Regions from separate parts of the Mus musculus genome. Here all the other regions are linked to region 4. The links are chromatin loops, found by intact Hi-C in ENCODE. Cell type or tissue: left cerebral cortex. All regions are shown on one strand. Region 1 has its middle 110 kb from the start of Gm29835. Region 2 has its middle 18 kb from the start of Gm36886. Region 3 has its middle 93 kb from the start of Gm29835. Region 4 overlaps Id2 (inhibitor of DNA binding 2). Region 5 overlaps Gm36287 (a long non-coding RNA gene). Region 6 overlaps 4930480M12Rik (RIKEN cDNA 4930480M12 gene). Region 7 has its middle 200 kb from the start of Gm36886.

Region 1 (4,000 bases), 990 kb before region 4:
CTTGGCTACCCACCACTACTTCAGTCTCACCTCTTCTCTAGGTAGCCACACTCCAGGCGCAGACTTCAAGATTCATGGCTGATGAAATAGGAAAGATGTCAGTGTGGAAGTGATCATCAGTGTAGGGCTGAGCAAGGTGTTTCCCATCCTGGCTGATGCAAGCACCATGCAAGGATGACACAATCTGTCTGTCTGCTCAGTGACACTTCGCCCTCTTGTAGTCCTCACAGGGTAGCTTGATTGAACAGGTAACTAGGATTGGGTGGGAGGAAGGACTGTGACGTTTTGTATGCATGCTGTTAGTTTACTGAGACTAAGAATGGCCTAAACTTGGGCATGTTAGGATTCTCTATGGGATCTTTATTAAATAATACGCCTGGGTTCCCCAAACACCTTACCTCCTTGTGAAAGTAAGAGTACCCTGAAGCACCCTTCTTCTGTGTGCTCTAGAAAGTCTCTCCAACAAGCCACTTTGGCTAGTCTCCTGCCTCTGATGCGATAGCTCTGTATATCACTTTCCTTCCTTGGTGCTTTATTGCCTGAGCTTTTCATCAGTCCTATTAAGTCCTTACCCTTCTGTGACTTTGCCTTTGAGGAACTTACAGATCTAGGGTGGAACTTGCCTGGCAACAAGAAGAACTGGGGTTGGAACTCGCGCTTCCAAACTGAGGGCTGAGGCTTCCATGTGGCTTGTAGTTTGGAGCCAGCAAGTTCCAGTTCTACCTCCCTCGAGAGCCATGTGATGCTTTAGGGTACCTCTTCCTGTCTCTTGTCATGTAAGGCTTCCTGCGAGTCCCTGTGGGAAGGTGACTCAAAGCCAGTTTTGAGTTCTGTAGAAACTTCTTCAACACCAAGCAGGTAATTCAGGGGTGGGTGCAGACTTGATTTTGCAAGTGCATCTGCTCTGTTTATTTTTGCCTCTCTGCAGCATTATCGGCTTCTGCTCCATATGGGTGATCCATATTGTGCCTCAGTGAAATGATACCACATTATGCTTTTATGCCTTTATCATCAAACACTACTCGTGAAAAAAATCACCAGGTTTGCCTAGGTTCATCTGTTCAATTTATTTTTCCCAAACTTTATTTTGAATAAAACACCTACGGTAAATGTGATTTATGTAAATGAATAAAACAAAACTGTTATAGAAGCTTCCTTGACATCATTCGGTCCCGTTCTGTCGGGGCGCTACTCTGCAAAATCCTCTGGCAGCGTGCATTCCATAGAATTATATTATTTCTGAAATCACAGAGCCAAAGAGATAAAACTATAATATACTTTCAGATGCTTTAATTTAATTTTTTCGCCTCTCTCCCCAAGCTTCCCATATGGAAGAACTCCAATATTTTAAAAGGAGCTTTTACTTATGAGAATCTTCCAGCACCATTCCAAGTGCCTGTAGCTATTCCCCTCTCTCTCCTACTCTCCGCATTTCTCTAGCTTTCTCACACCTCACTCCCTGGTTTTATTTAAAGAATGGCAATCCATCTTTGCTCCCCCCCACCCAAACCCTTTTCCTTTATTGTTATATTTTCTTGCTTTCTACCCCCTGGGACCTGGATGGAAGAATTTCCATTTTTGGAGCTTGTGCTAGGGGCTAACTGCTGTGCCCAGGATTTATGCACATTATCTTATTCTACATGAGAGGCAGCTCTGGGATGCCTTCTTATCTCCCGTGGTCAGATGAGAGGAGAAACCTTGGGAGGCCAAAGGGTCTGGCTAGCTCAAAGAAACACCATTGCATTAACTGTGGTACACTGGGTTTGGTTAGTCATGATAATGTGAGATGGTTGGTCTTACAATAAATGCGTTTGTACCTGGTCTCTGGAACAGTGTGCTTCTGACACCCCAGGTGATGCACTGTCTCTTTAGCAAGTAGGGGCACATCACACAGTAGATATACTGAGTACTATCTCACCAAAGAAGCTACCACAGAAGTTTTATCAGCTTGGGCTAGCTTTTTCATCTGTACAGTAAGAACACTGTGTCCCAGAAAGAGGTTGTGACTTACTCAAAGCAAGACATCCTGCAATATAAAGTGTGGTATCGTGAGGTAACTGAACATGGTGGCCAGCAGCCATTTTTTCCTTGACATAACAACCAACAGGAGCTTCCCAAAGTCAATAGAGAAATAAAGCAGACACAAATGAGTTTCTAAATATTTACATTGGAATATATGGAAATAAAGATTTTTGCAAACTCGATATTCCTAAAATATATCGTTTGACGGCTCTAAATGCAAACATTTAAAAATAAAAGTGAATCATACTTCATTAATTTATCATAAAATACTGTCAGCTTGATTTGGATGACTGACTCCTTCTCCTGGTTGGTGGGCCATCTCTCTAGCATCAAGAAGTGTACATAGATGGCTACAGAAATTTCTCGAAGAGTTTTTCAAGTCTTCTCATAATTTTCAAGCCTGGGGTCAGAATCTGAACCCTTCAGCCTGTGATTCTCTTTGTGGGTTACTTGTCAGGAGAAATGTAGTAAGAAGACTAGCGCAGAGACTGGAATTCTTTACAGTGTTAACTAACGGCCTGGTTCTCTGTGTTCGAGGCTCTAGCACCAGAATGGTGAGTAGAATACCATCCTTACTGCCAATTAGCAGGGAGCTGTAAACTATCAGGATGCGCTGGAGGAAGGGAACTGAAGTTGAACTGGTATTTTTCATGATGTGACATCATGTGACATTGCCTCAGTCTCCTTAGTCTCAGTACGTGCGTCTTCCACTGAACATGACTGCATAGGTATTGGTGGCTATCTAGAAGAGACCATGACCATATTTTAGGACTGACTTCAGTTGCTCACAATCCATTTCAGTCTTGGTCCTGGAGGACTGTTTTTTTAATTATGGAAACAAAGTCTTGTAATGTTCTGGTTTCCTGCTCTTTTTTATGTTCCTTTGTTCCTAGGAGAAAAAAGTGTACTCCCACTGATACCAACTATACAAGAAAGTCGATATGAGGAAAGCTGCATCTGAGTCTTTCCTTAAAGCATCCTTGAGGCTATAGATATCCTGTTCTTAGCATATCATAAGTCAAGGCAGCAGGGCATTCATCTCCCCATGTGCATCCTCAGAGGAGCTGACATCTACATTATATCACTTGCATTGTGGTTTTGATACCTTCCCTTTCTGTGGAGATCATGGGGACAAATATCATCAAAGGGAGATCTTCTCTACTATAATTCAGAGGAAAAGGGTTGCCATACACAAGTCATACTCATAAAAAATACAGATTTTACTGTGTTGTTCTCTATTTAGGGGGCAGCCTACTCCAATCTCTCTTCAGAGTGTTTATTTTGGTCTGCTAAGTAAATATCTGCATGTGTCTCTTGAGAGATATCCTGCTCACAAAACCCCCAGGAAGAACACAACATAGTCACTACTTTATGAAATATAGTAATATAATGGAATACTGTACTAATTGCCATCCTATATGAGGTGATAATTTTGACTTCCTCCAAGGTTAATATTTAGCAACAATAGTGTAAGGTACATGACAGAATTAGTACTGCCTGGACAGGGTAGTGGGACTTTAAAGATTATCGAAGGTTTACATGAATTCAGATGTAGTTTAGGAAATGGAGGCCTAGAAGAGACAGAGAGAGACAGAAATCCCAGTCTAGAGCAACAGTTCTACAAGAATGCTGCTGCTGTGGCAGGCAGAGACTTCTCTACATGGACACCTCTGACAGTCTAAGAGGTGAGGTGTCATCACTGCAGGTCCATGAAGCAGAAGGTTGAAAGGAAGGGCTTACTTAGCTCAGAATTTAACCTTAAAACCTCCCCGTTCTCCACCCTTCTTTTCCCAATCCCTCTCTTAATGTGTGCCCATTTTGTCAATTCAATATAGACAATCCTTCATTAAGATTCTCTTCCAAGGCGATTCTAGGTTGTGTTGATAACTAAAGCTAACAACAACCTGCCTTTCATGATTTTTTTTCCAGAGAGCTAGGCAGAGGCATTCTGGAGCTCTAACCGTAGCAGGTTAGGCAG
Region 2 (4,000 bases), 400 kb before region 4:
GGGTGAGAGAAAGAAAACAGAGAACTCTCATTATAATGTATAACTGTAACATGATCTTTTCACTATTAGTAATGTCTTACTTTTCCTGACTCACAAATTAAGCTTTATCATAGGGACAGGAGAAACAGTTTATGTAAGGCAAGGTGCTATCTAGGGGTCTTAGAAGATATCAAAATGGATAAAAGGGAACAAGCTAGGTGATAGCTAGATCAGTGCATGCTTGCTGTGCATGTAGGAGGACCTGAGTTCAAATCCCAGAGCCCAGTTAAAAAGCTGGGAGTGGTGGTATATACTTGAAGTCCCAGCCCAGAAGATACACAGAGGAACACAGGTGGGCCCCTCTGGCTTGCTGGACAGTCAGTCTCTTACCTTCACATGCATATGCACCCATGTACCCACACACATGTATATACACACAGACGCACTTGCATGGGTGCACACACACACACACACATACACAGAAGAATGAGACAGCTGCCACTCTTACAGTGAGAAAGGGAAGTCCTATTTATTGAAGACCTATAAGTCCCAAAACTGACCAGGCCATTTGTGCTCCTGATATAACTATATCCTCATAGACATCCTAAGCAATAGACACGCTTCTACCGGAGACATGAGTCTCAGCCACATCTGAGTATTATGCTTTGAGCCCAAAGCTCTTCTGGCTAGTTTTCAGAGGTCTGTGTTTCTCCACGTAGTCAACAAGAAACACGGAAGACAGTAGACTTCTGGGGAGTAGGGACCGGCTGCTCTTTTCTATTTAAGGGAATCTCAAAGCACACACCATAAGTTATCCTCTCCTCAGCACTCTTCACAGGCACTGGGTCCCGAGCCAACCCTCCAGCTTGGGACTCGGCAAACTGGTCTCACCTCCTGTTGGACAGCCACAGTGAGGCACAGATCCAGCATGCCACAAAACAGGGCTTCCTTCACCTGCATCTTCCTCTGTACATGGGTGACTGACAGCACCAGGTTGCTGAATACCTTTTAAATTTTAAACACATACTCAGACTTTGCAAGATGCCAATTTTCACCCAACCCACTAAGCACTAGCCACCCAGCTCACCAACCATTACTTATTCTTCATGCTCTGTTTTTTATTGAGTAACCCCTGTCCTGAATAATCCTTACTAAGGACCCCACTTTTTCTAAAGGAACAATCATATACAATATTTAAGTAAGCAACCAGTTTTGTTCTTCCTCATCTGGAGCCCAAGGGAGGAGCCCACTGTGGTGCAACACTAGTCCCACTGTCTGCTGTGCCCCAAGACAGCCCTTCTAGAAGCTCCCACAGTGTGGCAGCTCAGTTCTGTTCCTAGTAGTCAGTTTTCCTTCCTCTTAATACACTGACAGTTGCGTTTTAAGAATAGAGCGATTTTCTCATCCTGGGCTTGTCATACAAAACTATTGGCAGAAATATATTCCAGGGACAGCTTTTTAAAGTCTGTCTGCAAACAGCTCTGAGACTAAATTTGTGTCCCTGAACTAGGAGGGACAGAGCTTATTACAGAGAGAAGCCCAGAGGCCCAAGAAGGTGGAGTCCTGGCTCACCCCAACAGGAGGTCTAGACAGCAAGTGTCTATCAGTGGATCTGTGCACCCATGTACACACCCATCTACTCTGCTCTCAAGTGAGTGAATTACACTTATGAATTCAAGGCAGTTGTTTCACTCCTTAAAATTGGTGTTGAAAATCCATACTCACTATATTCATATAGGCTCGTCTTGCAAGGTTTCCTACAATATACTTGAAGTAAATGCACTTTGCAAAGCAAGAATAGATTCTATGTGCTTAATTTAAAACAACGGTTTCATTGCTGAGTGATTTTTCACATATAAGTTAGTCCCCCACATTCACTCTCTGCTCCCAGTGTTCTCCTCGGTGGTTCTATGGCCATGTCCACTAGAATACAGACATGTTTTTCTCTTGCCTGACAGTCACCTCTAGCTGCAGTCTGGATGTGTGTTTTTTAAAAGAACAGGTGATCCAGGAAGACAGCGTCCCTTCTCAGACCAGACTGTGTTCATGGTGGTAGCTCATTTGTGAACTCTTTCTGGTTTGGTGAGCTTGAAACTGATGGGTGGCCAGAGTCGGCCAAGTATTTTATTTTTAACATAACAAGTTGATCTGGGGAACCCTTCATATCAGTGTCTGGTGCTTCTGTGGGTAGAAGAGGCAAAGGCCTATCAGTTTTCACCAAAAGGGATTTATTTTTTACATTAAAACAATCACTATTATGAATAAAGAATTTAATATTATTCTGTTGATAAAATGAGGTTTAATAAATGAGGTATACAGTTATATTTAAAATATCATGAATCATTTTTCTAACAATAATTAAATATATTGGAATTAAATATAGAGATAAAAGAAAATTATACCATATTTACACACCATAATACATATGTGAATGTGTAACTATCAATCCATCTAGTTACCAACATGCCTAAACCGTGGTTCTGCCTATGGGAATACTGGGGAGACTTTCACATCTAGGGGATGGAGAGATGGCCCAGTACTTGCTGCTCTTCCAGAGGATCTAAGTTCAGTTCGCAAAACTCATGTCAGACAGCTCACAACCACCTGTAACACTAGCTATAGGATATCTTATGCCTTCTTCTGGTTTCTGCAGGTACACACACACACACACACACACACACACACACACACACACACACACACATAAAAATAAATATTAAAAGCTAAAACTAGCCGGGCATGGTGGCGCACGCCTTTATTCCCAGCACTTGGGAGGCAGAGGCAGGCAGATTTCTGAGTTCGAGTCCAGCCTGGTCTACAAAGTGAGTTCCAGGACAGCCAGAGCTACACAGAGAAACCCTGTAACGAAAAACAAAACAAACAAGCAAAAAACAAAAACAAAAAGGAAAGAAAGAAAGAAAGAAAGAAAGAAAGAAAGAAAGAAAGAAAGAAAGAAAGAAAGGAAGGAAGGAAGGAAGGAAGGAAGGAAGGAAGGAAGGAAGGAAGGAAGGAAGGAAGGAAGAAAGAAAGAAAGAAAGAAAGAAAGAAAGAAAGAAAGAAAGAAAGAAAGAAAGAAAGAAAGAAAGAAAGAAGGAAGGAAGGAAAAAAGGTAAAACTATGTTCTCAGAAATTCTAAATCTTTATGAGATCATCTTGTGTCTAAACAACAAAAACACTAAAATTTCCTTTCAGATAAAACCTATATGTTACAGTCAATCCTTTGTCAGCAGAGGGACATGGCAGCATTGCCTTGTTCTCTAATTCTGAGAATATTTTGGCCTTTTGAATATTCTAAATCTAATTCACACATAATAAAATGGAGATATATTTCCCAAAAGGCTTGAGAATGGTTTCTTGGAAACTGGCTTATGACATAAGACTACATGGCTTATGACATAAGACTACAGAGTAGAGCCAGTCAGAGAAGGGTCTTCCTCTGATGTGTGACATTCATTTACCATGCTCTGCTATGCTTTGGTATATTATGAGCAATAGCTACAAGTACTCTATTTTCTTGTTGGCACAATTGGTGAAAAAGTAAATGATCCATCAATTCAACAAATAGCAGACATAGTGGGTACCAGTCTAGAGCCTGCAGAAAGTAAGAGGATGGTTGGAGATACAAGAATCAGGACCAGCTCGTCCAAGGACCACCCCACTATACAACATCCCTGCATACTATTTTTCCTTTGCAGGGTGATTTTGCTTCCTAAGGAGTTTTGGGCTTTTTTACTTTTTTGGAAACAGAATCTCCTATATCCCAGGTTGTCCTTGAACTGGCTCTGTAGCTAAGTCTGCCCTTGAATATCTAACCTCCTGTCCCAACCTCCCAAGTGCTGGGATTACAGGTGTGCACCACCATAGCCAGTTTTACACGCTTCTGGGATCAAATTCAGGCATTCCTGCATGGTAGACAAAGACTCTACTCAGTTACCAGTTGCACAACTGTGCCCACTCTGGTATTTGCTTCTACCTATAGCTTACCTATTGAGGTTTGACTGTGAAATGCCCCCCCCCACAG
Region 3 (4,000 bases), 980 kb before region 4:
GTATATAAAAATAAAAATACTTGTTAAGTATATATAATAGTAAATGGTCCCTTAACAATTTTAACACTTGTCACTCTCCTGAGAATTATGTTTGAAGGCTTGCTGACTGTGTGAACACCATGGCATGTGTATATGTTGAAACAGATTTTTCTTAACTTGACACAAACTAGGGTCACTAAGAAAAAAGGAAACTTTGACTGAGAAAATGTCTCCATCAGATTGGCCTGTAGGCAAGTCTGTGAGGCAGTTTCTTGATCAATAATTGATGTCGGGGGTTGGGGTGAGGTCCAACCTACTGTAGGTAGTGCTATCACAGGGCTGAATATGAACCTGAGGCGATAGCCAGTCAGCAGTGTTCTTCAATGGCCTTTGCTTCAGTTTCTGCTTCCAGCTCCCTGACTTGACCTTCCCTGACTTCCCTCACTGATGAACTAGGACCTGGGGAGCATAAGCCAAATAAACCCTTCCCTGTCCATGTTGCCTTTGGTCATGATGCTTATCAAAGCAATCTACGTTTCACTAATACAGGTCAATGAGGGAGAAAAGACAGATAGAAGTGGGAGTGGACTTTGACAAGTGATGTCATTTTACCATGGAGGGTAGTGAGGGATTAGGAAGGAGTATTTTTGTCTTAATTTCAGATAGAATGTGTCATAAGGAAATTGGAAAGCTCGTGTGGTCAATGAGCTGAGACAGGAAGTGATGAGTTTAAATACAGCAATCAGGATTCATGTCTCCAGGATAGAGTCCATCAAGCTTAATAATCACAGTGTTGGACTCGTAGATACTGGTGTCATTGAACCTATAGCTTCTTAATAGTAGGATGTGTGATCATTAGATGATAGATAGGTAGGTAGCAACATGGATAGACAGATGGGTGATAGATAAATGATAGAAAAAGATAGCTGGCAGGTAATAAATGATAAAACAACAGATAATAGGGAGGTACATAATTTATACAAGGATAATGGATAGCAACAGAGATTATATATAACAAGTAAATATTGTATATCTCATATGTAACATATATTATCTATCACTATACATATGTGATAGGTAGATAGGTAAGAGATAATAGATGATAGATAGATAGATAGATAGATAGATAGATAGATAGATAGTAAAACAATAGAAAATAGGGGGTACATGATAGAAGGATAATGATAGAGTTTATATAATATATATTAAAATAACCCATATATAATATATTATATATCATTATATATACTCATATTACATATGTATTATATATAAGTAGATAGGCAATAGGTAGTAGATTATAGGTAGATAGATAATAAAATCATGACAGACGATAGATAGGTGACATAATAGAGGTAAATGACAGACACTACCTATATAGAGCTAGACATGTATGCACAGAGACAGATGTACCTAACTATATTACCTTGCACTTCATTGAAGGTGCAGGGCACTGGTGCAGAGTTCATTCACAACAGCTTCTGTGTCTGCCCAAAGCCTTCTTGGGCTCAGAGCCTTGTCCCCTCTCCCATCTACCCACAGGACTGGCATGTACACGCTGACCACCTTCACATTCATGCTTGTTTCTCTTTGCCCATTTTTCCTCATTCGTATGATGCAGAAAGCAGCACATGTCTGAAAGTAACGCTGCAAGGTTAACAGGATAAGATACGTAAAACACTCCCTGTGTGCCTGGATAAAATGTGCTGGGGAGTTCTGGCTTCACGCCTGGGTTTCAGTGTGGCTTAGAAGCTCAAGTGTCTCCCTTAAGTAAGGGAACATCGCAGATACATAAAGGCAGCAAGACAAGATCAGGGATTGCCTTACCTGTAGTGAACTGCTCATCACTTCCACCTGCAAGTCCAGGAAGGCTGCAATGTGTGTGGCAGTGTTTGAGGGCTGGGGTCGCATGCTTTGTTTCCGTCTTACATATTCTGAGCCTAACCACTCAGAGTATGTCTAAAACCAGTCTTGAAATTTCAAGCCAGAGGGTTTTTTTTAAAATAGGATAATTATTTTATATGTAAAATTTTAATGATGAATTAAACAAGCAAGCTGACTATTCAAGTTCTTCTAACTGCATCACAATTGACCCAAACCCCTAGTTAAAGGCAAATCTGTGAGAGTAGACTTCCCCCATGGAAGAAGACGAATACTCTGTTTTACAGGCACAGCTTCTGACTGGAACTTGAGGACCAGGACCTTGACTGCTTTGAGCATGTGAGCTCCGGTCTGTTTGTGTCAGGAGCTCTTGTCTGTCTGTAGACACAGTTTCTCCACCTGCTGGGAGTGAGGGGAGGTCAGAAAACTTAGTGTTTCTTCCAAAATGCCTGATGTCCAGCCCAGAAGCTTAGATTCCGAGGCGAGTCAATACTTCCCTGGGGAACAGTCCCTTGGTGTTAGCCAGACTGGGCACTAGATGGCACTGTGTTGCAACAAAATTCAGGTGATTAGTGAATTTTATGTGGCTGTAAATAAGGAACTCAGCTGCAGGGGTAGGTGAGTCCCCTCTAGAAAGTTGCTCTGAGGGGTCTCATAGTTGCTCTTTCAGGACAAGGTCTTTAGGCTTGTTGATCACCCAGAGAGTTTTATTTCAATTACACTTAAGAGAGATGTTCTATGTATGGATGGTTATACTCAAATACCCATTTTGGTATGGCTTTGCTCTGTGGAGTGGAGAATAGTGAAGACCAAAGACCCAAAGGGGTACACCCTGGGCTCCTCTCCTGAGCTCCTAGTCCTCTCATCCCACCAATGAGACTCTCAGCCTACAATTCCCAAGGGCAGCATCAATCCGTCAATCATGATGTCTTGGTATCTTCTCACAGCTCCTCTGTATTCCTAATTCCCACCCAGGAAAGGAAGGGGCTACTATGTACATATATATGGCTTTTTTTACACCCCCATTTATATCCAACAAATCATTGTGCCCTGATTGTCATTCCCCATTTCTCTGAATACAAAACCTTGTTGAAGCTATTCTCTCTGCCTGCCCTCAGAAGTGATTATGAATTTCCAAATTCATATTCTATGGTTGTTACTCTGCTAACTGATCACTTGAGTTGAGAATTTCCTCTCTATGTATAAAGAAACAGAACAGTAAAACATCAGCAACAACTATGACATCCTGAGTCACGAATGTCCCCGTTGGCTGGGGATCTAGAGGCTGCTTCTCAGCACCCGGGAAGAGAAGCATCTATCTCTGCTGCCTATCTAGTTTGTCTCTGACACATTATCTTACTTGGTAACCCCAAGACTTTATGGGTAGCATCACCCCTGCCAGGGTATTTTTACTCACTACTGTTTTTCTAGCTGGCTGATTGGTTGTGCAAAAACCAGCTCTGACTTTCTCTACACCCATTGTTTGTTGTAGCGCCCGGTGAAGTTCTGCACACTCTACTTGGTTTCTCTCCCCCTGCCCTCAGGTTCTTTTTATCTACTGGAGTCATTTGTAAATCATACAAAAGAGTTATATCTCTTCCTCTTTATTGCCTTCATGATGTTTCGTCGGCAATAGGAAAACAATCATGTAATTGGCAATTTCTATAACATAGAAACCTTCCCTATCTCCAGTTTATTAACAACGTGGTGCATTGGAAAGTCCTCATAGATGGGCAGGTGCCGTATTCCAGAATGGGGTGCAAGTTCTTGATCCTCAGTTTCAGATGGAGGTCTTGCTATGGCCACAAAAATCATGTTTAGGCTCTGAGGGATGACATAAGAAGCCACCAGGCAAGTGACTGAGTGAAGCTAAAGAACCTCAGATCCAAATCCCTCTCTATGCTTGGCTTTGTGACTCTTGGGAGGGTTGGAGACAGGAAACTCCTCTCTCATTCTCTGAGGTTCCCTGGTCAATTCTGTCCACTTTGTACTGGGAGTCTTGGGGAGACAAAAAGATGGATTTGTCCACTATTGTGGGCAGATGACACTATTGTCCACTGAATGACTGGCTCAGAAACAGTATTTCAGCACTGAGGGTCTCCTTGTTTCTATAGCCAAATACATCATTCTTTTTTCTTAG
Region 4 (4,000 bases):
TTGTTATCAGCCATTTCACCAGGAGAACACGTTGAATGGACCTTTTTAAAAAGAAAGCGGAAGGAAAACTAAGGATGATCGTCTTGCCCAGGTGTCGTTCTCCGGCCTGGACTGTGATACCGTTATTTATGAGAGACTTTCAGTGCCCTTTCTACAGTTGGAAGGTTTTCTTTATATACTATTCCCACCATGGGGAGCGAAAACGTTAAAAAAAAAAGAAAAAAATCACAAGGAATTGCCCAATGTAAGCAGACTTTGCCTTTTCACAAAGGTGGAGCGTGAATACCAGAAGGACCCAGTATTCGGTTACTTAAATGAAGTCTTCGGTCAGAAATGGCCTTTTTGACACGAGCCTACTGAATGCTGTGTATATATTTATATATAAATATATATATATTGAGTGAACCTTGTGGACTCTTTAATTAGAGTTTTCTTGTATAGTGGCAGAAATAACCTATTTCTGCATTAAAATGTAATGACGTACTTATGCTAAACTTTTTATAAAAGTTTAGTTGTAAACTTAACCCTTTTATACAAAATAAATCAAGTGTGTTTATTGAATGTTGATTGCTTGCTTTATTTCAGACAACCAGTGCTTTGATTTTTTTTATGCTATGTTATAACTGAACCCAAATAAATACCAGTTCAAATTTATGTAGACTGTATTAAGATTATAATAAAATGTGTCTGACATCAATGCCGGGATTCTGAATGGTTTTTGAGGTGTCTTGTGTTTGCTTGGGGCACCTCCTTCTGTTCTCTCACCCCCTCTATCACATGTGTGTCCCGTGGCGGCCCAGTAGACTGAAACATTGTTGCCATTAGGAGGGATGGGGACTGGAAACGCAACACACCTAGCAGTGTGGCTCTGTGCCTGTGCATTGGGACTAGATTTTAAACGGGACTGTAGAAGACTCCCCTTGAGTTCCTAGGTGTGCCCTCTAGAAAGACACCTTTGGAGCAGAGAGAAAAGGGGCTTTGGCTGTCACTGGTCACCCCTGGGGGTTACGCTTTTAAACCTGGCCACGAACTCCAGAAGTCCTTCGTCTCCTCCACCTGTGGCTCACCCAGGCCTGCCTGGGCCAGCTGCTCTCCCAGTTCTGTGGCTATTAAGTGCTCTTCACCCTTGACTGCACTCTGGACCTCAAGGAACGGAGGGAAGGTGCGAGAAAAGCCCCTCCCACTCACCAAAAAAAAAGGTATCACCAACATTTCCATCCAACTCAGAGCCTTGAGGACACCGGGCCGCTAATTTGAATATGCATTCAATAGGTGCTTAGATTTAGTTCCCAAGTTGCAAGTGACTTGGTTGGGAAGGGGTGGTTCTGGAAAGTAGTCCAGGGAAGACAGGCACAGCCTAGAGAAAGGATGGGACAAGAGGTACGAGTATGTGAGTCGCACCTGGTGCCACTTTCTAGGCCAAGCAGGTGTTTGGGTGGCGCCTGCTAGTCTGCCTTGGCTGCGGTGTTTCCTCTCCCCTGACACCGAATCCATCCTGGTGAATGGAGGAGGGGCAGCTTCGGTTCCGGTGGTCCCCGCCTCCTTCCTGCAGGGCGGGGTTGTCCCTAATGAATATACCCGGGATGCACGCTTTGCCCATTACACCTGGGTTGGAGACTGCGCGAGCGAGAGCCCTTGGCAGCCGCCCAATACACTAGTCACCTGTTGCCTACTATAGCCCCTGCATGCACACCGGGCCAACCCAGGTGCGCTCTGCCATCCCACCCACCCTCACCCTTCTGCCCCGCCACACACACACGCACACACACACACACGCACACAAAGCGGGAGAGAAGTATGAGAGAACAAGTTGCTGCCCCAACCCTGCCTGTCCTCAGCTTCACGTCTGCCGGATCTCATTCTCCCCTCGGATGGCTTTGGGGATTTGACCCTGAAGTACAATTGTGCCATCGGAACTGCAGGCCCCTTCGGAGCACCTGTAGGGTCGCTGGACAACCAGCGACACGTGAATGACTTCTAATCAGCCTCAGCCTGGGGGAAAGTGGCTCCTTTGGAGGGGACTTCTAACTGCAGCTGGTCGCGCCGTGGAGGCCGAGCGCCACCTTCTGGCAAATATGAGGATCGCCGCTGGCCTACGGTTCTGCTGTACACAGGCATGGATGCAGGGAGCCGGTGGCCAGCAGCGTTATCCTGACCAAGCCTTCTGAAAATGATTGATGTCATCCCTAAAGACTGCCGCTAGCACGAATATATAAATCCGCTCCACCTCTTTACTGCGTACAACCTATTTGCCAATTAGCATCTTACTAGTTATGCTATCTCCCGCCTACCAGTTTGTGACTGGAAAAATGACTGCACAGTTGTTAGGTCAGAAAGTTTGGCAGCATGCTTCCGCACTTCTGTCCCTAACTTTTTTTTTTCCTTAATTGCTTCATGCCTTTTAACCAGAGCCCCAAGTGTTACTTTATCTCAGTGGTTTTCAACCTGTGGGTCGTGACCTCTTTGGGGTTGAATGACCCTTTCATGAAGTCATATCTTAAATATCCTGCAGATCGGATATTTGCATTATGATTCACAACAGTAGCAAAATTACACTCATGAAGCAGCAACAAGAACAATTTTATGATTGGGGGTTACTACAACGTGAGGAACTGCATAAAAGGGTTGCAACACTGGTAAGGTTACGGACCGCTGCTTTATCGGAATGAAAAATGAACAAAGCCTCCTTACGCGAGACCTTAATGCCAGGTTTGGTTTTTTTTTTCTTCCTCTAAATAAGATGTAGGTCTAGAGGGTTTGTGCACATTTTATCAGTTTCAAAAATTCTTTCAGCTTCTAAATTTGAGTAATTTGAGATTTTTTTAGAAAAAGATTTATTTATTGTACATATGAGTGCACTGTAGCTGTCTTCAGACACACCAGAAACGGGCATCAGATCCCATTACAGATAGTTGTGAGCCACCATGTGGTTGCTGGGAATTGAACTCAAGACCTCTGGTTGAGCAGTCAGTGCTCTTAGCTGCTGAGCCATCTCTCCAGCCTGAATTTTGAGATTTTTAAAATCATAACATTGAGGCAAATTTAAACATTCTCATGCTTCATTTGCTGATATTTTTCACCATGTAAGTTTTAAGTTTCCTTACATTGGTTTATTTATAGTGCTAGTTATCAGACCCAAGGCCTTGATAATACACGGCCGGCACGCACCACCAAGCTACACCCCCAGCCCTTGACCTTACTCTTCTCAGAACGCTTTCTCTGTTCCATTAACAAGCTGTGGTTTCTAAGATAACTCCGTCTCCAGCACGATGCTGGGTTTGTTTCTTTAGTCTGTGGTGATGTCTACTACAGATTCTGCTAATGCAGTACCTTCTTTGTAATTTTGAGAAATAAAGAACTTTTTTTTTTCTCTGCACTGCCCTGCACTTAGAATAATAGTCACACTGGTGTCAAACGATACTGTAGGTTAGTTTGTTCCCAGTGCCCAGTGCTGTCTTAAGATCCTTAAGAGACAGGCAGATGTGTGTCCCTCCATAGTACAGAAGCTGGTCCATACACACTGGTGCAGTCAGTGGACAAACCACTTTAGTCTCTCCGTGCTCCCTGTTGGGAAAGGGCTTCCAGGTTAGAATCTAACAGCAATGACTGTATTATTCTTGCTAGTGAAAAGCTGATATAGAAATTCTTAAATTCAATGATCCTCTGCCCCAGAACTCCTCAGCCTGATTCCCCATGTGTCCTTTAAAGTTCTGATCACAGCCGGGCGTGGTGGCGCAGCACTCCGGAGGCAGAGGCAGGTGGATTTCTGAGTTGGACACCAGCCTGGTCTACAAAGTGAGTTCCAGGACAGCCAGGGCTATACAGAGAAACCCTGTCTCGAAAAAAAACAAAAATAAAAATAAAAAAAGCAATAAATAAATAAGTAAAGTTCTGATCACTTGCTGTTAGAAAGGGGGCTCCAGGCTTGGGTGTCCTCTGGCATTAGACCTACCTGGCACTGCTATTCAAGCAGAACAATGGTGATGGCCTATAGAGGACC
Region 5 (4,000 bases), 130 kb before region 4:
AGGGTCTGTCCAAGAACAAGCCTCTAGCCTGTGTCTCATTGTCCTCAGTCTATTCTATCGGGCAGGACACCCAGGTGAGGCCTGCAAGGCCTTCAGCAGATTCTCCTCGTTGCCCTCAATGTACACTTAGAATATGTATCATGGCCATAGCGTCCTGAACACACCCAGTCTTCTCTGAGAGTCCATGGAGGCACTTGGCATCCCATAGGTGGTGAGCAAATGCGCCTGAGCAGACCCTGGTCTCAGCTGGCACCTCCTCTCATCCAGGACTGAGACCGAGCGGTTTGGATGTCCTCACAGTGCATCTTCTGAGTCCAGATCTGGGCCACTTTCTAGAAACACTTGCTTTCCTCTGGCAGGAAGTGTGGTTGCCTTTGCTAATGTATTGATCTCGTTGTTGGCATTAACCTTCAGACAACTTGGTAACTGCTTGGCTGGATAGTCTGCCCCGCTGACTTAGTCACTGGCAGTCGACCACATTGCTCATTCCCTGATCTTACACTAAAAAAGGAAGAAGAAAAAGAATAGATGAGGTTGCTGTGTTCTTAAGTGTACATAGAAGTATATAAGATGTATCATAGTACGATTTATATAATAAATAAGGAACTAAGAATAACATTAAATATGTGTACCTTGGTATCTGATTTTTTAAAAAAAAAATTATGGTAGGCTGGGTTTTAGGGCACACACCTTTGATCCCAGCACTCAGGGGGCAGAAACAGATGGATCTCTGTGAGTTCAAAGCTAGTCTCATCTATATAGTAAGTTCCAGAACAGCCAGTAGAGAGACACTATTTCAAAAAACAAAAGAACAAAAGTTATTGCATTGACTTGTACATATGTGTTGGAGAGGAAGCTTTGCACATATCACAAAGAGTGTGTGGAGGCCAGAGGACAACCGGTGGAGTCAGTCTGTCCTTCTTCCATAGAGACAGAGTGACTGAACTCAGACTATCAGGTTTAGAGTTCTCCTTGTGGAGCCCATGACTTGTTTTATCTGTGAGCAGCCAATAGAAAATCTAGCTGCCCCCAAAGTTTCCATCACCCTTCCCCCACTGAGGATGAAGAGGATCTATGCTCCGGAGGGCATAGGTACTGGCTGCAAGCCTTCCTGGCTGTCATTCTACCGTGTGATCCAGGCTAGGATAGCTAAAGTTCTCTCCTGGCCCAGTAACATGCAAGGTTCACAATGTTACACCGCCTTCTCCTCATTTTGAAAAGTCTCTGACCTCGTGAATTCTAGCTCAAGCAGATGCTATCCCTCCGTTGTTCACTTCCTCTAGGGATGCTGGGTTCCCAGGGCCTCCTACACTATGCCAGCCCTGCCCCAGCCTCCCAAAATTTAGCAACTTGGCTCCGTCAGGATGTGCTCCCAAGTTCAGCATTTGCATCTCAAGGACTAAATTCAGTAATAACACCACAATTTCACCCAAAAGCATTATAGTGATTATTGAGTTATATCAGGAGCTTGTTTAAGATAACATCTTATTTGTACAATGCAGCTCAAATAGCTAGTTAGTACAGCCCGTGCAATTGTTAGACTCCTTCTGTGCATTAGCATAACCGCCCTGGAAGCATCTTGATGCTTTTAAACATAAGAGCAGCTAAAACCGAAAGCATAAATATATGTGGTGGTGGCGGAGGGAGAATAAGAGGGTTTAGGTTGGCGTGTAAACAGGAATTTAGTTGTCTCTAGTGTGGTGCCGAAGGATGTGGAAATCCCTCCGAGTCGGCTCCCTTAAGGAAGCTAGAGTTGTCACCTGAGCCACTATCCTCCATCAGCACTGTTTCTCCTGGAGCCGTGCTTCATCATGCTATGTGTGCTCCAGAGGGTCTATTGACGGCAGGAGTCATCTGGGGTCATATGGCTAGTAACAGACTTCAGGTCTATATAACTCCAAGGTTGGACATTATCACTAAATGTGGAGGAGGAGATTCTACTGGATTCTAAACAAGCTTCAAATGCAGAGGGCAATCGGGGTCATGCACTCCCACCGGAACTGGCAGGGCAGGAGGAGGTTCCTACCAGGGGAATGCACTATCCCTTCCTGGACTTTGCTTCCACGCCACCCTGTCTCCCTCTCCTGGTGACTGGCAGGGCATTCTGCAGGTGGCAGGCATGGTAGTACCTCTTATATCGCTGGTCCTTAGACCACCATCACCTACAACCTCCTTCCCTACAAGTGTAAGCCACCCTTCACTGCTAAAGGCCACCCTTCACTTCTAAAGGCCACCATTGCCTCCTGCCCCTCATTTCTGCCCTGGCAGCTGGCTTTCTGTATTGGAGTTCCCATCCTTGCCAAACAAAGTGGCTCTCCTCATGAGAAAATGTTCAACCCAAGAGATCTGAGCTACTCTGCAGGAGCCCCCATTATGTATGGCCCATCATCTTCCTGAGCCTAGGGCCCCATCTGGATCTCAGACTGGCGCATCCAGACCTTCCAGGCCACACAGCAGGCCACACCAATGTGAACCATCCCAGTGTCAAGGCTCAACTGGACCTCTTCCAAATAACATCTGCTATCCTCTCCCCGAACTTAGGAAATATGTTAACCAGTGACCAGTTTGATGTGGACTCTGACCACCAGGCAAGAATATCATAGCTCTAGAAATTAAACTAGGCATTGGTGGTTCATATTCTGCTTCATCCATGCAATGAATTCAAATGATAAAGCACTTTATCCCACACAGGACCAGGAAATCAGCTCTGGTTCTTAAAAGGATTTTCTTTCGGCACACTCAACATCCCGTGGCTAAGTCACCCTGACCTCAGAGACACTGCCAAGGTGGTCTCCAGTTGACCCCTGGGGTGGCAGCCGTCTCCTCTGTACACTGAGGACATATCCCTGTGGACATATATAGGATTAGAGGTCACCAAGTCAGTCAACACTGCAGCAACTTTAACCTTAGCTGGACAGCATGGATGTAGGCCATACTACTCCCGGATGCCCTGGGAAAGGGCAGATTGGGTTCCCAAGCTGGAGAAGATGTCCTTTATTATCTTCCTTTTAGGAGTTGAATTGTGCCCTTCCCAATGATGGTACACTAATATGTTGCCTCCACGAGTTTAGAGTATGATCTTACTTGGGAGTAAGGTAAGTAGTGTGTAACTAATGTTCTTTTAAAAAGGGGAAGTGTGGGGCTGGGAGAACAGCTCAGTCAGCAAACATTTGCAGACATGAGGAGGATATGAGTTTGACCCTCCAGAAATACGTTTTAAACACCAGGTGTGGTGGCACATGCTTATAACGCCAGCACTGGGAAAGGGTAGACAGTCAGCTCTCTGGAGCTCACTGGCCAGCCGGCCTACCCTACCTGGGCAGATCCAGACCAATGAGAGATCCTATGTTAAGCAAACAAGGTGATAGTCCCTGAAGAACAGTCAAGGCAGCTGGCCTCCACACGTTATATGCATATGTGCGTAATACACATGAACACAGATACACACACACACACGCACAGAAAGAATAGAGGGAGAGAAACATTTAGACTCAGAAACAGACAAACACTGAGCAAGAAGACAACATGAAAAGATGCAGGAGACCCCATGAGAAGAGTAAACCAGAGGGGCACAGTTGCAAGCCAAGAACACTCATAGCTGCCAAAATGGAGCACTGGAGCATGCCCCTCCTGAAAGACCAGCCTACCCACTCCTGGACTTCAGACTTCTGGGATCTAGTGGCACTTGGTTTACAGTAGTCCCAGGACACAAACAGGCCCAGGTACCCTCACTTCTGAGCATGTCTGCCTGGCATTACCTTCCCAGTGCACTGCACAGAAATCTTTGTCTCTGTGTCTACTGCTGGGGAAAAAACTTAAAGATGTGAAGAAACTCAGGGATTGTCTCTTTGTGAATCTGGAGTCACACTTAGGCCTGGAAGGTATCTGTGTTGCTGTCCTTGTCACTCCTGGTGAGCAGGCAAACTTGCCAGGGACATGGCAGGGTGACAAAGGGTGGAAAATGAGAGGGTGAGTCTAGGAGGAGAGCCACAGTCTTCAA
Region 6 (4,000 bases), 1.1 Mb before region 4:
AGCCACCGAGGTCTTCTCTCTCCAAGAGCCCGTGGCTCAAGTTCATATCCTCTCCCAAAGAAGCTAGTCTGTGATAGGAGCTGGGGAAATGTTTAAAGAGGTTAGAAGGAATGAAAAATACTTCTTTGTCTGTTCTTCCTCGTTCATCCAGGCTAGGGACCTAGGTTGGCTGATAATGCCCCTCTGTTACTGTAGGACATTCTATTTATTTTTATTCAGTCTGAAATCTTCAAGACCCTCAGAGCCATCATTTTAATGACATAACTTGAAAGATGATTTTCAGATAAAGGAAAGTGAACTTCTGAGATCTGACCTATAGGTGGCGCCACAAATTCACCAAACCAAAGAACACTGCAGTCAAGTTTGGAAAAAGTGGCATAAATTTAAAACCTTGAGCTACACTAACTGTGGGACATATGGGTTGCGTCCCAGGCCTGCCCAAGAATAACTTTGAAGAAAATTTTGTTTTCTGGCAATACAGATGCTAACACACCACAGAACCTTTAAAAAGAATAAATATGTAGATGGCTCAGAACTTTCAGAATAATTTAACCTTCCCCCAAAAGTTAAGATAGGAGCAAAAAAAATAAAATAAATAAAATAAAGATAGTATAAGCTTTAGTGCTCTGCCTTGGGGAAGGGGGTGAGCAATTTGGTGACAGTGATGCTCAAAGAACAGTTTGCCAGTTGGTGTGCATTTAATAATGCTTTATTGTATTAACTTCCAATGTAAAGGGAAAGAGAGAAATTTAGAATAATCTGATCCTTGATGAATAAATAATATGAAAATAAGGTCCTGCATGTAGAAAAATGCATAAGTATCCAAATTGTGATCTTTTTCCTTCTTTTTTCTTGGCATGAACTGCCTGTTCCAAGTGTTTCCAGTTGTGGATCCACTGTAACACTTAGGTAGGTGTTGCCTGGAAAGAACGTTTTCTAATGAAGCAGGATTTGTCAGCCCATGATTATAACTGCTATTGAAGCTCTAAGACATTAGCATCTGAAGAAGCAGTAAGCCTTTAATTCTTAAATGTCTTGATTGGTCTCGAAAGTGACCAGACACAAGTCAGAAGCAACAGGCATGTCTGTTGTAGCCGTAAAGACCAGCAGCTCTCTTGACACAGGGGTTTCTTGCTTTAGGGTGGACTTCTGGAGAAACATAGTAAGGACATACAGAAGAGGGGTATAGCTACAATTAGTGCTGTTTAGTCCCTTTGACTACGACATCCCCTGTGTGATGGAAGCTTCCAGAGAGAAGGAAGGGTCAGATGACCCCCTTGACATGTTTTTTGGTTGCTTTAGACAATTGGATAAGGGCAGCAAGCAAGACTGGTTTCTATTTTTCCTTAAGTAAAAATGGTTTAGCATGGGGAGCTAAGCATATGATTCAATGGTTAAGGGTTAGAAGACATGGGTTCACTTCCCAGCACACATATGGGCAGGACGTGGCCACCTACAGCTTCAGTTCCAGGGCATTTGATACACTTTTCTGGCCTCTGTGGGCACCAGACATTTACATGGTCCATAAAAACTTACATAGGCTCACACACATACACATAATAAAAATAAATGAATCTTTAAAAGCAAAGAAACCATGATGCAGGTGCTGAGGATATGGCTTAGCAGATATGGCATTCAGTCTAGAGACAAAAGGAATTGGCTTTGAGCCCCAGCATCCGTGTGAAAAGATGGGCTCAGTGGCCCCTGCTTGTTGCTTGTAACCACAGTGCTGGGGAGGTAGGGACAGGAAGATCCCTGAGGGTCACTAGCCAGCTTCTCACGTTTGACAAACTCCAGCTCAATGAAAGGCCCTGCCTCCAAAAGCAAGGTGAGTGACCCCTGAGAAATCACACTTATGACTACATCCTCTGACCTCCACACACATGTAACACATGATCATACACAAACACAAACATACACATAAACATGCACATGTACACAGGGACACACGGATATATACACATGAACACACAGAGACATATCATACCACACACACATGCACACACCTCGCACACACTTAACATGGTGGTACAATTAGCTGTGCAGATTGTCTATCCAAAATAAACAGGCCAAATAACATTGCGATACGTTTCAATGTTGAAGAAAAAGGCTCCTACAAACAAAAGAGACTGACTCCTGTGAGCAGGAATCTGACTACTGCAGCTTATCTTGATTTAAGCTTTCATTACATTCTCACAGGCACGATTCAAATGGAGACGAAAACTTAAACATTACTGTGTGCAGTGCTTCCTGTCAGCCACTGGTTCTTCCTTCACACATTCACACTAAAATGAATGCAGAGGTACCAGTCCACTTCACATAAAGATGCATGCCTGTGTGTGTGTGTACATACAATTGGAGAAAAGGAAAATGGTGCTTAAGTCTGCGTCTCAAAGCAAGGACTGCCAATATAAATCTCTTGATTTGGATCTATGCAGAGTATCTCATCCCGTCAGGCACAGAGCTGGGTCATTCGCAGTGTCTTCTTCTTCACCACATTTTCACTGGTGTACTTTCCAGATGCTGACTACTGGCTGGCTTGTGTTAAATAAACATGTAGTCTCTTCTTGGGGAGTTCATGCTTTTATTGCAGAGGCAGGTGCTATAAAGAGATGGAGGTATGATTCCAATGATGTGAACTAGACCTTGCTTTTTGCAATCATCAGTTTGTTCATTCGCAAAGTGAGGCCAAAGCAGTTCTTTACCAAGTTGGAAGGATTAGGTAAGGCCAGCATTCAAAAGATTAGACATTTGATGGGTCTCTATGAGACTCCACAGGATTAGGCTGGCCATGTACACAGAGTCCTCACATAGACTGTACAACTTTTCCAATCAACTCGGTCACCCCAGAAACCCATGGGATTACCCCAAAGTCAGCTCTATTTTTCATAGAAGTGAGAATCACTTCTTTCTTATGTGTCTTTTTCTTTTAGTTTAGGTTTAAGGTTTTTGTTTGTTTATTTTTTAAACCATGTTTCACTACCTTCCCATAATCCTGTGCTAATTTGCCTAGCATACCAGACTCTACCTCTGCCAGCAGAGTCCTTTCTCACCAGAGTTCCTGTACTTGATGGTCAGCCATGATATCTGCTCTCATTTCTGATGGACCATGAACTCTGTCAGAGAAAACTCTTGCATTGAGTGAGGTCTCTAGGTGGTGGAAGTCTTTCTTGTCCCTCCTTTTATATCAGCTAAAAGTCTGTGAAGACATTAGGATATAAACACAGACCTGGGCATTTTGCTTAGGGACACACCTGAGCGTAAATAGCATGGCTCTTTGTCATGAAAGAAAGTAGATGATAGAAGCTTCACCCTATCTGTAGTTAGCTAGCAAGGAAAGCAATAAGGTACTAAGAGGGGCAGCAGACATCCATAGAGTCTGAGGTATAGGGGTACAGGCTGGCATGTGGCCAGACTGGGGGTGGAAGGTAATATATGAGTGTGACATTTAATTATCTCAGATGCAGTCAGAAGGCAGGCAATGGAACCCTAGGTTTTGCTTATCTACAGGCAGGTTGACTATCTGATATGGTAAGGTATCAAGTATGACAGTGTTGGAGATGGCCTGTTTGGCTACTTCAGTGAGAAAAAAATTCTCATGATTTAATGAATTAAACAACTGCTAGTGTAACACTCCAGGATTCTGTCACCTCTATCACAAGTGAGATGTCATGTGTCATGTACCTCCTCGGGCCATGAGGAAGTCTGGTGAGGCAACTCCAAACTCTTCACAAACTGCAACGCTGGAAATAGAAGTCAGGGGCTGTGAGTCCACCTCCATCAGCCCTCAGTGCACGGTCACTGAAGGCAGCAGGCTTCCCTTGCTGCAGTGACATTATCCTGATGCTTAATGAGGACACAGTGTGGGGAAGCCTGACAGATACTTGGTTGATCTTGTAAGTGGGGTAGGGTGGAGCCAATTGAATGGAAGAACATTCAAAAGAGTGCGTGGGATTCTGGACCTGCAGTGTCTAGCAGGTAGGTGCACAGACATGTAGAC
Region 7 (4,000 bases), 580 kb before region 4:
TCCCATGCAGGAAAAGGATGCTGAGGAGAATGGCATTCTTGGGTACCCCTAGGGTTTCCCCAAAGGAGAAATCCTGGTGGCTCTAGAAGCAGACGAGAGAAAGAAGTTACTGGTTTATCTTCAGTCAGCAGCCAGTCCCTAGAGTCCACGTGGGCTCCCTAAGGCTTCTCATAAGTACCAGGGCCACTCCTACAAGCTGCTTTCTTAGACACTGGAGCATCCCTAAGGCTTCCTAGGAAGCCTCCGGGAACAGTTCTGTGTTCCATGTCCTCTCTCTGGCCAAGGTCTCCGGATCTAGTATTTGCCAGCAGATATCCTTTGATCTTCTCCCAGAGGATCTCATTGCCACGTTAAATCCTCTTTTCCCAGAATGCAAAGTATAACTCTCTATGTACCATAAGATGGTATATAGATGTTTCCCATCTCAACTCTCTATGTACCATAGGATGGTCTTCAGGAAGGCTAGCCTAGAAATAATCAAAGAAGTCAGTAGCAATAAAATGGAAAAGTGCAGTGCCCAAGGAAAGGGGTCTGAGGAATTCTTTATTAGAGAATATCAGACCTGCTCAGACCAAAGCACAGGGAGTTTTGTGTACACCAGCTCTTTTTCCACAAGCTTGCTTCCTTGGTAGGCTGTCAAGACCCAGCACATCAGAGAAGCCTGAATTCAGCTTGCAGTCACAAATCTGATCTTTCTAAAGTGGGTGAAAAGCCAAACGTGTAAACACAGCATTGCCTTTATTAGCCAGGTAGGCCTTGACAGGGCTAAGAGTGGGCTGCTGGAGTCACCGGGAGGAACACTGTGTCAAGAGAAAGCATGCATGTGTGGTGAGTCCCAAAGCCATTGCACAACAGGGTGTTGATTACTTAGAAATCACAAATTAACTTTCCATTAAAATACATATAATTATACGATTTAATGTGGGGAAATAATATCCTGCAGATATTTCCAGTCTGCTAATCCTGAGTAACATGAATGGTTTGCTTAAATGTAAGGGGAAAAAGCCAACCCTCTTCTGGATTCACTAGAGCTGTAAACCAGAGGGCTTGTATTTGGCTTTTGGTGACTGTAGATCTAATCCTATTCCAACAAGAAAAGCAGAGATAACCTTAGGAGTTTGAGAGAGAGCATGCAAGCAATGGCTCAGTCCCTCCTGAGTACTTAGACTTTGCTCGATCATGAGGAAATTGAGTTGCATCTCTGAGTTTTGTTCTCAAAAGTAGAAGCCATGAGCTATTTTTTCTGCTTTTATCATTAGCATATAATCTTACACATCATAGACAGCAGTAGAGTATGGCTTTAGAACACTCTAACCGTGTCTCACCGCCAATGAGGAAGTTCCAAGAGACTTATAAGAACAGAAATGAAATCCAAAGCCTTCTTTAAAAGAGGAGCTCGGGGCTGTAGCTCAGCCGTAGAAAACTTGCCCAGCATGCATGAAGTCATGGGTTTGATCCACAGCAGTGTTTGAATCAGGTATGGTGGTGCTTTTGTGCAGACTAAAGACTGACAAGAGGATCAGAAGTTTGAGGTCATCTAGGATACATACTAAGTTTGAGGGCAGCCTAAGTTACACACACACACACACACACACACACACACACACACACACACACACACACACGTGAGAAGGGGGAGAAGGGAGAGATAGAGGGAGAGGTTCCAGAAGAAGCTTGTTCATCCTACCAATCCAGCTGCCTTGGGAATCTTCCAATGAAGATAGATAGATAGCATTCATCGAGATAGAACCTCGACAGCATTCCTAATTAAAGGAGGTACACTAGAAGGCACAGTGAGTCTGACACCTGACCTTGACTCTATCAGTGAATTCTTGAGAACATTCACTAGGGTTTCTAACTTGACATTTTGGACAAACAGGATGAAGACAACAGTGCCCACAATAAATTGTTACTAAACGGAAAGAACTCAGAGTCAGGTCTTTCACACTGAGAAGTTATAATGCGAGTGCCTTGGGAGCTCAAAGACTATGCAAGTCTATTCAAGGACAGGATGAGGGAAATTTACATTCCTAGGTAAAGAAGGTTTTGTTGCATCATCTGCTCATGAAGAGAAGCAGAGGAGAAGAGAAGGAAATAAGCCTACCAAGGGGCCAGGAGAGCAGGAAGAAGGGAGCTGAGAGCTACTGGGCACACCAGGTCTAAGCTCCCCTGACTACCTAAGGCTAGAAGATGGCTGGGTTTTATGCAGTTGGGCTCTACCTCCTCCAACACTTGGGTTTCTTGGCGAAATTACCTCCTCTTTCTGAACTGCTTGTCCTTTCAAAGTGCTTACTTTGTGTTGCTGCAGAAGTACACACATTTTTTGGCCAAAGTGATGGAATTTGCAGCCAAATGCAAAAGAATATGTGCAATTAATGAAAAGACAGCGATGGACTATAATTTACAGATGATTTGGCAGGAGCAGGCCGAGTGAGACACGGCCCATTTTGTTCCCAGTCCTGGTCCCCGTGAAGTCTTCTTTTATGCAAATAAACTATCAGAGAGAGGAAAATGAATGGCTAGGAGTGTGGGAGAATTCCATGGTGCCCTTATACTCCTGGGGACCAATATTTGATGGTCACAGCGAGATTTTGCTATCTGTCCGCATAACCCTGAAAGACTGGGAGCTAGTCAGACTCCGTGGTAGGCAGACAGAGGGAGAGGGGACACGGCTAGGTGATAAAGGCAGTGAATTTCCAAGATGGCCAGCTGACTCAACCTCCTGACTTGAGACAAAATCCTGCCAACTTTGTTTCCCAGGAGCGGGCCCCTGCTGATGGAAATGCTCAACAAGTGTAAGGCCTGCTTAGGACATGCCGGCAGCTGCAGATCAATCAACCATCCTGTCTTGAAACTGACCAACCCTAGAGTTGGGAAGAAAGACTCCTCCAACACTTGAAACACCCCAGTTTGAATTTCCGGTTATCCCACCTCACAACCCACCAGCTTTGCTGAAGGCCCTTTTCTCCGTGTATCTGCCACAGGAGCATGCTCCCTTGCCCCCCAACAAACTCCCTTCTTTAACTGTTGATTCTGCGTGTGGTGCTTGAGATTTCTCTGTTGTTGACTGTTGCACTTCTGATGTTTTCTGCCTTTTAATTCTTTAACTGGCAGAGAAAAGGAACCTGGTGGAGACTCCTGGACGGTATCATTTTGGGACACCTAGACTGTGTCACCCCCAAATGAGACCATGCTGAACAATTTCCTCTGTGATTGCTCTGTCATCAGTGCAATTGTCCCTGTCATTAAAAAGATTTACCCGGTCTTCAAAGATGCTACATGAACTGAACAAGTAACTTCATATGAGAGGCGACTTTCAAGGGTCTCTAGCTTGGAGTCACCTGACACCTACTGCATTTAATAGGGAAGAGGAGGTTGATGTTTTTCGGGGCCTCTGAAGATAAGCTTTCTCTGAGCAAATTGGAGACTTGGGCTTCTGTGCTTTGGGCATAGGGATTGAGCTAGAGAGGAATGGAGAGCACGTCTCCCCTGAAGGGAAAGTCAGAGTGAAGGCTTTGTTGCACTCTGCTTATAACTGGACAATTTTGTAGAGCCATTTATTTTATCTAAGCTTCAAACCACTGGTCCATTAAATGAGCCCAGCAGGTGTCTGTCCAATCTTACCTTGGAGACTTGAGCTAGGCAAGATGCCCAGCACTGGAACGATGCTGGGGTTTCATTCTGGGCATGTTGGGACACCATAAAACTTTTTTTGAACAGATGAGTAAGGCATCTTCAGAATCTACAGATTCCTGGATCTTGGGGTTTTCAGGGATAAACTCAATCTGATTAAACAGCTAAAGAAATCTGACATGAGTCCAAACATGAAGTCTAAGAATGGTGACCAATGCAAGGCACTCTGGGAATCTAACAACAGGAGGTGCTGATCCCAGCTTCACCATTGCCAACTCTTGCCATCCTTTTTAAAGGTATAATGTAAATGTCTTACTTAAATAGAAAGCCCTCCTCTCAGCAGCTACATGGCATGGGAATTCTTCAC

The links. Peaks named below come from ENCODE experiments on the same cell type or tissue, not always from the same donor. Only the 100,000 strongest peaks of a DNase experiment are listed, where the experiment ranks them.
Region 1: it touches region 4 in a loop (3-fold over the local background); 26 of 42 quality-filtered maps call a loop at or near these places.
Region 2: it touches region 4 in a loop (2.4-fold over the local background); 2 of 42 quality-filtered maps call a loop at or near these places.
Region 3: it touches region 4 in a loop (12-fold over the local background); 35 of 42 quality-filtered maps call a loop at or near these places.
Region 5: it touches region 4 in a loop (2.2-fold over the local background); 5 of 42 quality-filtered maps call a loop at or near these places.
Region 6: a loop joins it to region 4, with 10 times the contacts of the local background. A loop is called at or near these places in 15 of 42 quality-filtered maps.
Region 7: it touches region 4 in a loop (2.6-fold over the local background); 6 of 42 quality-filtered maps call a loop at or near these places.

What each region holds. Positions count from the first base shown.
Region 1 is chr12:26,084,009-26,088,008 of GRCm38, reverse strand. No RefSeq gene overlaps it. Among named protein-coding and RNA genes, the nearest start is that of Gm29835, 110 kb to the right of the region's middle. In left cerebral cortex, no CTCF peak of the experiment used is centred here; DNase peaks (open chromatin) are centred at 881, 1,139 and 1,738; H3K27ac peaks cover 2,190 bases.
Region 2 is chr12:25,490,259-25,494,258 of GRCm38, reverse strand. No RefSeq gene overlaps it. Among named protein-coding and RNA genes, the nearest start is that of Gm36886, 18 kb to the right of the region's middle. In left cerebral cortex, no CTCF peak of the experiment used is centred here; DNase peaks (open chromatin) are centred at 831, 1,370 and 1,544.
Region 3 is chr12:26,070,158-26,074,157 of GRCm38, reverse strand. No RefSeq gene overlaps it. Among named protein-coding and RNA genes, the nearest start is that of Gm29835, 93 kb to the right of the region's middle. In left cerebral cortex, a CTCF peak has its summit at 2,388 (motif pointing right); DNase peaks (open chromatin) are centred at 1,731 and 2,390; H3K27ac peaks cover 886 bases.
Region 4 is chr12:25,090,496-25,094,495 of GRCm38, reverse strand. It overlaps Id2 (inhibitor of DNA binding 2), which reads left to right. Exons shown (of 3, transcript NM_010496.3): 3 at 1-697. Among named protein-coding and RNA genes, the nearest start is that of Id2, 3.6 kb to the left of the region's middle. In left cerebral cortex, a CTCF peak has its summit at 2,063 (motif pointing left); DNase peaks (open chromatin) are centred at 895, 1,047, 1,500 and 2,062; H3K4me3 peaks cover 2,065 bases; H3K27ac peaks cover 1,146 bases.
Region 5 is chr12:25,222,886-25,226,885 of GRCm38, reverse strand. It overlaps Gm36287 (a long non-coding RNA gene), which reads right to left. Exons shown (of 9, transcript XR_003950180.1): 8 at 691-791; 9 at 1-501. Among named protein-coding and RNA genes, the nearest start is that of Gm36441, 15 kb to the right of the region's middle. In left cerebral cortex, a CTCF peak has its summit at 2,080 (motif pointing left); a DNase peak (open chromatin) is centred at 1,635.
Region 6 is chr12:26,222,927-26,226,926 of GRCm38, reverse strand. All of the region lies in intron 2 of 4930480M12Rik (RIKEN cDNA 4930480M12 gene), which reads right to left. Among named protein-coding and RNA genes, the nearest start is that of 4930480M12Rik, 14 kb to the right of the region's middle. In left cerebral cortex, a CTCF peak has its summit at 316 (motif pointing right); a DNase peak (open chromatin) is centred at 356; H3K27ac peaks cover 240 bases.
Region 7 is chr12:25,669,871-25,673,870 of GRCm38, reverse strand. No RefSeq gene overlaps it. Among named protein-coding and RNA genes, the nearest start is that of Gm36886, 200 kb to the right of the region's middle. In left cerebral cortex, no CTCF peak of the experiment used is centred here; a DNase peak (open chromatin) is centred at 2,305.